Regions from separate parts of the Homo sapiens genome. Here region 1 is linked to region 2. A link is an interaction called in ENCODE POLR2A ChIA-PET data of the cell type or tissue named here. Cell type or tissue: OCI-LY7. All regions are shown on one strand. Region 1 has its middle 9.9 kb from the start of NEUROG3. Region 2 overlaps TSPAN15 (tetraspanin 15).

Region 1 (5,000 bases), 83 kb after region 2:
CAGAGACTAACAAATGGAAAGCACTAGCAGTGTGCCTAGACATAGTATACTCTCAATAAAAAGTAGTTGTTGTTAAGCAAAGATAGGTGATTTGTGGGGAGGACATGCCGTTTCAGCCCAGAGATCCCTTCAGAGCTTGGATCCTGGGAGTGTGGGTGATTTCCTGGAATAAACCTCTCCTGAAGAGGTCAGCTATCGGGACTCAGACCTCACCTATACAATGCACCCAGGCAGGCTTCTTCCCTTCCCACGCCTTCAGCCTGCAGAGAGCCCTCTGCCTGCCCCTCTTTTCTGTTCTCAGTCTTATGTATTTGGCAGAGTTTTCTCCCTACCTCCTCCAGGAAGTCTCAGTGCTGTGCTTATACCTTCATGCCTTTGCTTGACCAGTTTTCCTCTGGTCTCTGTCAGTCAACCAGAAACTGCAAGAGGGCAGGTTGCAGGATGAGCACACGGAAGCTCAGGGATGTGCTGGTTCACACGTAGTGACAGCACACACACAGAAACAAGTGCAACACATGGCACACACACATACAACCCTGAGGCAGGTATGTCAATTCCTGCTAACAAATGGGATCAGAGGTTAGAAAGCCTGAGATGCAAGAGCAGAAGAAGGGGGGACCTGGCCTTGTTCACTGTGGGGTTCATGGTGCAGAATTTAGTACACTGTGAGCAGTAGATGCCAGGGGCTGTCAGCAACTGGAGCCAGGTTCACTGCTGAGGTCTGTGTTGTCAGAATTCAGTGCCAGGTAGAGGGCCATGACGATGAGGCACTTGCCTTCATTTCAGGGGACTGCACCAAGAGACCTGGACACTGGAGGTCAAGAGCTGACCTCCTGCCAGGATGACAGTCATTCCTGGTGGTGCAATGGTCACAAGAGTGGAAATCTTAAAAGCCACCATTTATTCTGCACAGGTGCTGGCACTTGTCTTGTGTTACTTTATTTAATCTTGACAATTACTCTATGAGAAAAGTAACATTGTATCCTTTTATAGTTGAGGAAACTGAGCCTCAGAGACATTAGGCCATTGGCTGAATGTCACACATCTAAGAAGGGGCAAGGCTTGGATTTGAACTTCTCCAGGCTGGCTGTCTGTCTTTGGATTCAATACTCTCAGCTACAGCATTATATATGCAATTTCTGCTGAGCAAAAAAGGATATTGGGGAAGGATTTACTGTGGAAATTACATGCTATCTGGAATTTGTTTCAAAATAATTCATGAAGAAAGTGCCAGGAAAAATGGGTGGGGATGTAGGTGAAATATAATTGTCTCTGAGTAGATAATTCCTGAATCTGGGTGATGAATAGCTGAGAATTCATTATGCTCTTCTCTCTACTTTTGAAATTTTCCATAATACATTTGACTTGCTCTGGGTTCTACCATGGGTTCTACCATGAGTGACCTTGAACATGTTGCTGAACCTCTGTATGCCTCTAGTTCCTCACTAGACTTGGCTCCATCTGTCCCCAACTAATTGCAAGATTGCAATGCCACTCAATCTATGCTCAGGGAATAAAGAGTGTAACAACACCTGGATCTGCTGAGACATGGGTCCCCTTATTTCTAAGGGCAGCCACAGACCCTTTTTAACTAAAGATCTTTCTTTTGCCGCCCACTTCCCAGAAAGAAAAAGTCAGAGAGCTGCCTGTGCATTTGGTCTGTGTCTGAACTTCAGGAATGGAAAAACAAAAATAATTGTGTGTGTGTGTGTGTGTGTGTGTGTGTGTGTGTGTGTGTGGTGGGGGAATGTGCAGTGTGCTGCTCACTCCACCTGTGTGGGTCTCCTCGTCTCCCCTTCCAAGTAGCCACCTGTTCATTCCTCATTCAAAAGGGCCCTGGGGGCCCCAGGCAGAAGGGTGGTGCCCAGACCCTGGGGGAGGCAAATGAGGCTCTGGGCCTCCCAAACACTGGGGATGATAAATGGGGTCCGAGTCTTTCAGGCTTCATTATAGAGTCGCCATGGGTTTGCCCAAACCATGGCAACCGATTCAAGCAATGATTAACCTAATAAAGCAGAGGCAAAGGGGAAAAAGATGCATTCAAGACCCCAAGTCAGGCCCTGGTTCTCTAGAGGCAGTAAATTTCCCTTCAGTGGGTGCAGTGTTCAGGCCCCAGACATCCTAAATCTATGCCTTCGGGAGTGGGGGCAGGGAGGCCTGTGAAAGCCTGTGTGAATGGATGTCAGGTATCAGCTGGGGTGGCTCAAATGCACACATAGCAGTCCCCTGGGCCCTTCTTGGAAGCCAACCCAGTACTGGGGATAGGGAGACATCTGCTTTAACCCCAGTAGTCAAATTACCTGGGCTTTCTTTTTTTGAACTCTGGTGTATTTGACCCTGAGGAGGTAGTGGTGTGTGTATGCATGTGTGTGTGTGTGTGTGTGTGTGTGTGTGTGTGTTTGTGTGTGTGTGTACATATGTCTGTCTGCCTGTCTCTGGGGTGTGGAAAGCAGGTAGCAAAGATTTCTATGTTTGATCTCAGCCAAAAGGCCGAGAAGCAATTGGAAGCAAAGGTTTCTGTTACTGTCAATGTGATGGGCAGCCTGTAAAATACCCACCATGATCTCTGCCTCCTGGTATTCATGTCTCTGTCTTGGATGTCCCCCCTTCACACCTTGGTTGCTTGCATTGAGGGAAGCCAGTTGCCATGCTGTGAGCCACCCTATGGAGAGGCCAACATGGCAAGGAGATAAAGGATGTCTCTGGCCAAAAGCCAGTGAGGAACTGGGGCCCTCATTGCAACAGCCTTTGAGGAATTGAATTCTGCCAACAACCACACGAGTGGGCTTGGAAGTGGCTCCTACCCTAGTCAAGCCATCAGGTGAGACCATATTCCCAGCTGACCCTCTCTGACTGCAGCCTCATGAGACACCTGAACCAGCTAAGCCACACCTGGATTCCTGACCCACAGAAGCCACACATGATAAATGTTTCTTGCTTTAAGGAGCTAAGTTTTGGGTAATTTGTTATGCAGCAATAGCTAACTAGTACAACAGAGGCAGTGTAGCTGGTGATGATGTTATGTTAGCAGGAGCCTCAGTTTGTCTCCGTAATGATCAGGTTTGGGTGCTTGGGCAAGTCCCATCACACTTGCCTGGTTAATTTGGGAAGGTCAGTTCTGGCTCATGCTTTCTTCACTACCCATCTGTAGGAATAAGACGGAGACGAGATGGGTGCTATAATGAGTCTGCCTCATCTTCATCTCATGAAATCCTGTGAGGTAAGCACGGTTTTCTCCATTTTTGTAGCTGGAGAAACTACAGCTACAGCAAGTTACTTGCAGAGGCTAAGTAACTTGCCCAAGGTAATAGGATTAGGAAGTACTGGAGTTGAGATAGATCCCAAGCCTCATGCTCTTTCCACTCACTCAGGAGGGATCTCAGTTTCTCAGGAGGGATCACCTACACATGAACTACTGGCATTGTTACCATGATCTCAGAAACAATGATATGGTACTGTTGTGATAATCTGTTCTTACTTAGTCAGATGGGACATCTTCTGAAATAGATTTATAGGCAGCAAAGGACAGGTTATTTTTGTGCAGAGGATATGAAGCAGGAGGGTTAGTGGGTCTCTATATGACTCATTCATCCATTCATTTATTCAACAAAATTCCTTGGCCTTTATGTGCTAGCCATTCTGGGGAGGGATAAAGATTTCTAAGCAAATAATTGCAATGCCTTTTATTCATTTATTAATAGTCAATTCACTCACTCATTAATTCATTCTGAAAACATGTGGCATTTGGGCTGGGCACAGTGGCTCACACCTGTAATCCCAACATTTGAGGAGGCTGAGATGGGAGGATTGCTTGAATCTAGGAGTTTGAGACCAGCCTGGGCAACATGGCAAAACCCCATCTCTACTAAAAATACAAAAAATTAGCCAGCTGTGGTGGTGCACACCTGTAGTCTCAGCTACTCAGGAGGCTGAGGTGGGAGAATCACCTGAACTCGGGAGGTTGAGGTTGCAGTGAGCTGTGATCACATCACTGCACTCCAGCCTGGGCAACTGGAGTGAGACCCTGTCTCAAAAAACAAAAAATAATAACAAAATATATGACATTTAGTCCAAAATGGGTAATCAGTGTTCTTCTCATTGGAGACATGAAGATGAACATAGTCCCTGCCCTTGAGGAGATCTCACAGATCAATGGACAGTGCAGATAAACAATCACTACACTACCTGCAAAATGCTACAATATTCACATGCACAGGATATTATGGGAGCAGGGAGCAAGGAAGGAGGCATAGTACAGAGAAAGCTCCCAGGCAGAGGTGATATCCATGTTGAAGGTTTGGGGAGGGAAAAAAAGAGAGAAGGTTTAGACAGACAGAACAGTGTGTGTGTGGGATGGGGGGAAAAGCATTGAAGGGGTACCTGAGTGTGTGTAAAGGGAAAACTTCAAGCAGGTCATCACTTCTGGAGGGTAAATATCAAGGCAAATGAGGCATTGTGAGAAAGAGACTGGTGTGGCAGGACTCTGGCCATAAGCATACCTGACTTTTGATGATGAAAACAAATAATAATAGCATATGTAATCCAATTTAATCCAGACCACGATGCTGTGGTAGAGTCTGCCCACTGCCTGCCAGAATACATTCTTCACGTCTTCTAGGCACATAGTCGCTCTTCCAGCTAGATGAGGCCACGTGATCATATTCTTTTTGTGAAATGTGAGCAGAGGTGATGTGTGCTACTTCTGAGCATAAGTTTTAAGGCTGTGGGTAAGCCTCCTCCATGCCTTATTTCCCCTTTCCCCTGGCTGGAACTTATGGCAATGAAACTTCAACCATTTGGTTGGCAAGGATCTGGGAGCTGGTGGAGGAAGAAGATGAAAGGATCCTAGTCCCAGAATGATGTCATGGAGCAGAGGTTCCCACCCACCTGGAATACTCACCTCAGATTGAATTATTAGAGAGTCTCTCCTACAGCAACCAAGCTTTAAGCTTACTAGAACCCTAAAAAGTAATATCGCTATCCCCATTTTATGGATAAAG
Region 2 (5,000 bases):
TCAAATACTCCATGAGACGGTTGTGGAATGAAGTGGTTCTCAGGGCCTTCCAGGAAATGCGGGCTCTGGCAGGGGGCTCATCCTGATGTTCTGCGCTCTCCCTCTTCCCTGTCACTTTTGTTCAAATTCCTAGAGCCCTCTTCACCTCTCCATGGCAGGAATGATATTTGCTTCCTGTAGACCAGGGGTTCTTTTTTTGTGCCAGGGACCCTTTGGTTCTCTGGGGAAGCCCGTGGATCGATCCTTTTTCAGAACAAGATATTTAAATGCATAAAACGAAATACACACGGATACAAAAGAAACCAGTTATAGTAGGATACAATTATTAACATTTTATACAACCAAATTTTTGATGTAATAATGTGCAACTTTATCAGCGCATTCAATCACAAGATCTAGCAGTGAGCCTAATACTATCATAATTTTGAAGTAATGAGGAATGTAAATGACATTTTAAGATATTCAGAATAATTGTAAAGTGATTTCTACTGGTGACAAAATTGCAGGTGCCGTTAATACTACTTCAGTTTGTTGCCCACATCCCACATGGAAGGGATATTTCAGTTAGAGGTAAACAAAAGTAAAGATGTGGATTTTTCTCCATCTCCAGTTTGAGAGCTCCCTAAATTCCATCCATTGGACCATCAGTTCCAGCCTCTCTTACTCTCCCTTCTCAATAGTCTTCTGGCCCCTTGTGAGCCTATAGAACGTAATACAGGGCCTGGAACACAACAGAGCCTAGTATTTGCCTTTTGGGGGTGAAAATGGGCCTTGCAGGTCCTCGTTAAGTGCAGATTTGCCCCAGCTGTGGTGAGCCAGCCGGCACGGGTGACCAGATGCTTCCTTCAGGAGGCACAGGTGCTGGAATGCCTCACAGAGTCTCCTGCTTCCCAGCAGCTGCCTGGAACTGGGCCTCTCCCTGCACAGGAGGAAGCAGGGTTCCAGGATGCAGAGGACCTTCAGGTCTGGTTCATGCTGGGCCACAGGGCTCCTCTGCAGCCTGTTGAAGATGCCACGTGGTTCACAAAGCCTGGGCTTTTGGGCTTGGCTGTGGGCTGCCAGCAGCACGCACTTTCCCTCTTTGGCCCCAAATGGGCATGGCCGTGTGCCCCCCACCCCCAGCCCTGTTTAGCTGAGGCCATCCTGCTTGACAGATGGGCCATTTGCTTCCTGTTCTAGAGCTGAGTGGCCGGCTGCCTAGTGGAAGGCTATAATTAGCAGAGTGGAGCGGATGGGATTGCATGCTGGCATTGACAGATAATTTTATCCTCAGATGGATAAACTGATGTCATCAGAGATGTAAATATCATTTGGAAATTTTGAAGTTCCTGGGAAGGTTTATGCTGGCCTCTCCCCATGCCCGCTGCTCTTGGGAGCACTTGAATGGGGAGGCCAGAGAGGCCTGTGCTGTATGGGGAGCTGCCTGGGAGTTGCCTGCCAGGCTGCTGGGAGGGTTGGGGTGGCAGCTCCTTCTGCTAGACCAGGAGAAATAGGGCCTAGGATTGCTTGAGGGAGTTCTTGGTTTACATTTGCTTTGGGAGCTTTTCCCATGGGGTTTATGGTCTGGAAATGTCTCAAGGCTAACTAGCAAGGAAATGGCAATGCTTTATAACAGCAGAGAGTGAGATCAGAGCAAGGGGTTTTGTTTTCTGCCAGCAAGGGTGTTCTGGAGTGGGTCCCAGGGCTCTGGGGAGCTTGTAAAAATAGAAGAAGCCACTGACTGCCTTTATGGAGAGGGCTGGGGTCAGTTCTGCTCAGCATTGGGGCCAGTGGCAGCTCTGGTGTTTGGGGGATGGTTTCCAAAGCAGACTACCTTAACTCAGAAGCACAGTCTCAGGCAGGAAGGAGGAATGGGAACAGGATGGGGGCAGGGGAATGGGGAAGGATGTCAGCTGTCCCCATCCTGCCAGGGAAGAAGAAGCATTTTTTTTTTACAACAGGGAACACAGAACTTTCAAAAGTATATCGGGCCAGTTCTGAAAATGTTAAGATACAATAGTTGTGTTCGTTCCACGACAGGGTGAGAATTACGCTTTTCATCAAAATGGAAGATAAAACCCTACCTCTGCTACCTTCCAGTACCCGAGTCCCTGAATATTTTATTCACTCCATGCCTGGACTCTGAAAACTTCCATGCTCTATGGGGTTCTTATTTAACCATGATTCTCTGCTTTGAGGTGGATGAGCCTCAGGGCTCTTTTATTTGTCCAGGTTTAGAGTTTAGTGAGTGATTCCTCATGGGTGGAGTCACTGAGGAAGGGGACTTGGCCTTTTTTTTCTTTTCTTTTCTTCTTCTTTTTTGAGACAGAGTCTTGCTCTGTCACCCAGGCTAGAGTGCAGTGGTGCAATCTCGGCTCACTGCAACCTCTGCCTCCCTGGTTCAGGCGATGCTCCTGCCTCAGCTTCCCAAGTAGCTGGGATTACAGACATGTGCCACCAAGCCCGGCTCATTTTTGTATTTTTAGTAGAGAAGGGGTTTTGCCATGGTGGCCAGGCTGCTCTCGAACTCTTGACCTCAAGTGATCTGCCCACCTCAGCCTCCTAAAGTGCTGGGATTACAGGCGTGAGCCACTGCGCCCGGCCTGGACTTGGCTTTTTAAAGGCTGCTCGCCATTGCTCTCCGAGGACCTGGGGCACTTAGGCTGCCCCCAAACAGTGATTTCTCCATGTTCTGGGTTTTGGAGCATGACTGTGTCTGTCCAGATAGTCTCTGGTTTACCTTTCTCTACCAAAAAGTAGATATTTTTCATGGTCTTCATTTTCCTGTAGAGGATGAGTATGTGTATGTGTGTGTCCTGCCTTCTAAGGCCAACTTGTTAGTAAGTGGCTGATGGCTGAGCTTGTCAGTGTCTTGAGTCCCTGCCGGCCTGTGTGTTGGAAAGGCATCCTTCTAGACTGGGGGGAAAGGTCTCACTAATCCTGGATTAATTTTCAAACCAAGGGGAATGGCACTTAGCCTTGAAACATAGCAGAGTACTGGATCCAAGTGAGATGGTTTCCTGGTAATCCTCTGTTATCCTGTGTTTCTGCATAAGCTCTGTCTGCTTATTTGACTTTTGGCATCCCCGTCACGCATCAAAGCTTAGGAGGAAGCAGTCACTTCCCTTTATTCAGGACTTAGCTCTCTTTAGAAGGAGGTCACGGGCATCTGCTTAAGGACATGATGATCAGTAAGGAGACCCATGAAGTCAGTTTAAGGCTCAGGCAGCCCTGTGAGTGGCTGGAGGGGCGGCCTCCTCGGTGTTTTGCATGGTGACACTGGGGTGGCTATGCTCATGTCACCTCCCGACAACATCTGTCTGTATCATCCCTTCCTTTCCTTGGACCCTAGCTGACAGCACCATGTCTTCCACTTACTCTCCCATGTTGCCTTCAGCTTAGTGGAGAAGTCCAGTTATCTGATGACTTGTCCCTGCCCTCTGGAACATGAGGCCCAGAAAGTCAGAATCCTTGGACAGGCAGGGGACTGGGTAGACAGTGCCTGACTTGAACTCAGAGGGTCTATTGGAAAGCCCAGGTCTTGTTCATTCAGAAGATGTTGATCATAAATGCTGATTCTACTTCCTCAGTGTCAGAATGTCTTGGTGCTGGGGATGTCCGAAGCAATTGAAAAATCCCTCCTGGAGCTTATGTTCTAGTGAGGAAGACAAATTCAAAAAAAAAAAAAACCAACCAGAAATAGTGTAGTATGTTAAATACTGGTAAGTGCAAAGGAGAAAATAAAAAAGAGAAAGGAGATCAGGAGTTTCATGGGGAGGAACTTCCCATCTGTAAATAAAGTGGCCCTGAAGGGCCTCCCTTTGCAGGCGGCAACTGAGCAAAGAAGAGAAGGAGATGGGGGAGTAAGCCATGAGTGTGTCAGGGGAAGAGCATTCCAGGCAGTTGGAACTGCCTGTGCAAAGGCCCTGGGGTGAGCACACATGGCAGTTGACAAGCATCAAGAAGCCTGGGTTCTCCTAGTGGAAAGTTACAGGGTGTTCTGTGACAGCATGTCCACTATTAGAAAAGTTGAGTGAGGGATTCTACTTGCGAATTCCCTCAAAATTCTTCCTGCTCCAACCTTTGGCCTTCTCTGTGGTCATCCTGAAAGTAAATTCCGTGTTATGGTACTGTGTGAAATGTCTGTTGCCCTGAGCACGGGGTGACCTGCCTGTTTAATACGCGTTGTGGCGGCCTCGCACTTCCAGGTTTGTAGTGTTTCCACATTCATTCACTCGCGAAAGCCGTGGTGTGAGCAGTGCAGAAATGAATGTCTTCAAGTCTGTCTTTCAGATGAGAACACAGACTCACATGGTCAAATGCCTGTCCAAGGCCCAGGGTTAGCAAGTAGCAGAGCTGGGGCTCGAACCCATGTTCTCTGACCCTCCAGCCAGTGGCATTTCCCCTAACCCATCTATACTCTCCTCTAAAGTGGCATCTCCAGATTGGGTCTGTAGTAGTCTGCTAGGGCTGCCATAACATCAAGTACCAGACTGAATGGCTTAAACAATAGACATTTATTTTCTCACAGTTCTGGAGGTTAGAAGTCCAAGATCAAGGTGGCAGGGTTGATTTTTTTTTTTTGTTGTTGTTGTTGTTGTTTTTTGTTTTTTGAGACCGAGTCTCGCTCTGTTGCCCAGGCTGGAGTGCAGTGGCACAATCTCGGCTCACTGCAAGCTCCACCTCCTGGGTTCACGCCATTCTCCTGCCTCAGCCTCCCGAATAGCTGGGACTACAGGTGCCCGCCACTATGCCCGGCTGCTTTTTTGTATTTTTAGTAGAGACAGGGTTTCACAGTGTTAGCCATGATGGTCTCGATCTCCTGGCCTCGTGATCTGCCCGCCTCGGCCTCCCAAAGTGCTGGGATTACAGGTGTGAGCCACCGCGCCCGGCCTGCAGGGTTGATTTCTTCCGAGGCTTGTCTCTGGCTTGTAGACGCTGCCTTCTCCCTGCGTGTTCACACAGTCTTCCCTCTGTGAGTGTCTGTGTCATAATCTCTTCCCCTTATAAGGACACCAGTC

Evidence for each region. Peaks named below come from ENCODE experiments on the same cell type or tissue, not always from the same donor. Only the 100,000 strongest peaks of a DNase experiment are listed, where the experiment ranks them.
Region 1: POLR2A ChIA-PET joins it to region 2 with 7 read pairs; 2 of 35 experiments call an interaction of 5 or more read pairs at or near these places.

The regions. Positions count from the first base shown.
Region 1 is chr10:69,560,990-69,565,989 of GRCh38, forward strand. No RefSeq gene overlaps it. Among named protein-coding and RNA genes, the nearest start is that of NEUROG3, 9.9 kb to the right of the region's middle. In OCI-LY7, no CTCF peak of the experiment used is centred here; no DNase peak of the experiment used is centred here.
Region 2 is chr10:69,478,415-69,483,414 of GRCh38, forward strand. The region is part of intron 1 of TSPAN15 (tetraspanin 15); the gene reads left to right. Among named protein-coding and RNA genes, the nearest start is that of TSPAN15, 29 kb to the left of the region's middle. In OCI-LY7, no CTCF peak of the experiment used is centred here; a DNase peak (open chromatin) is centred at 3,117.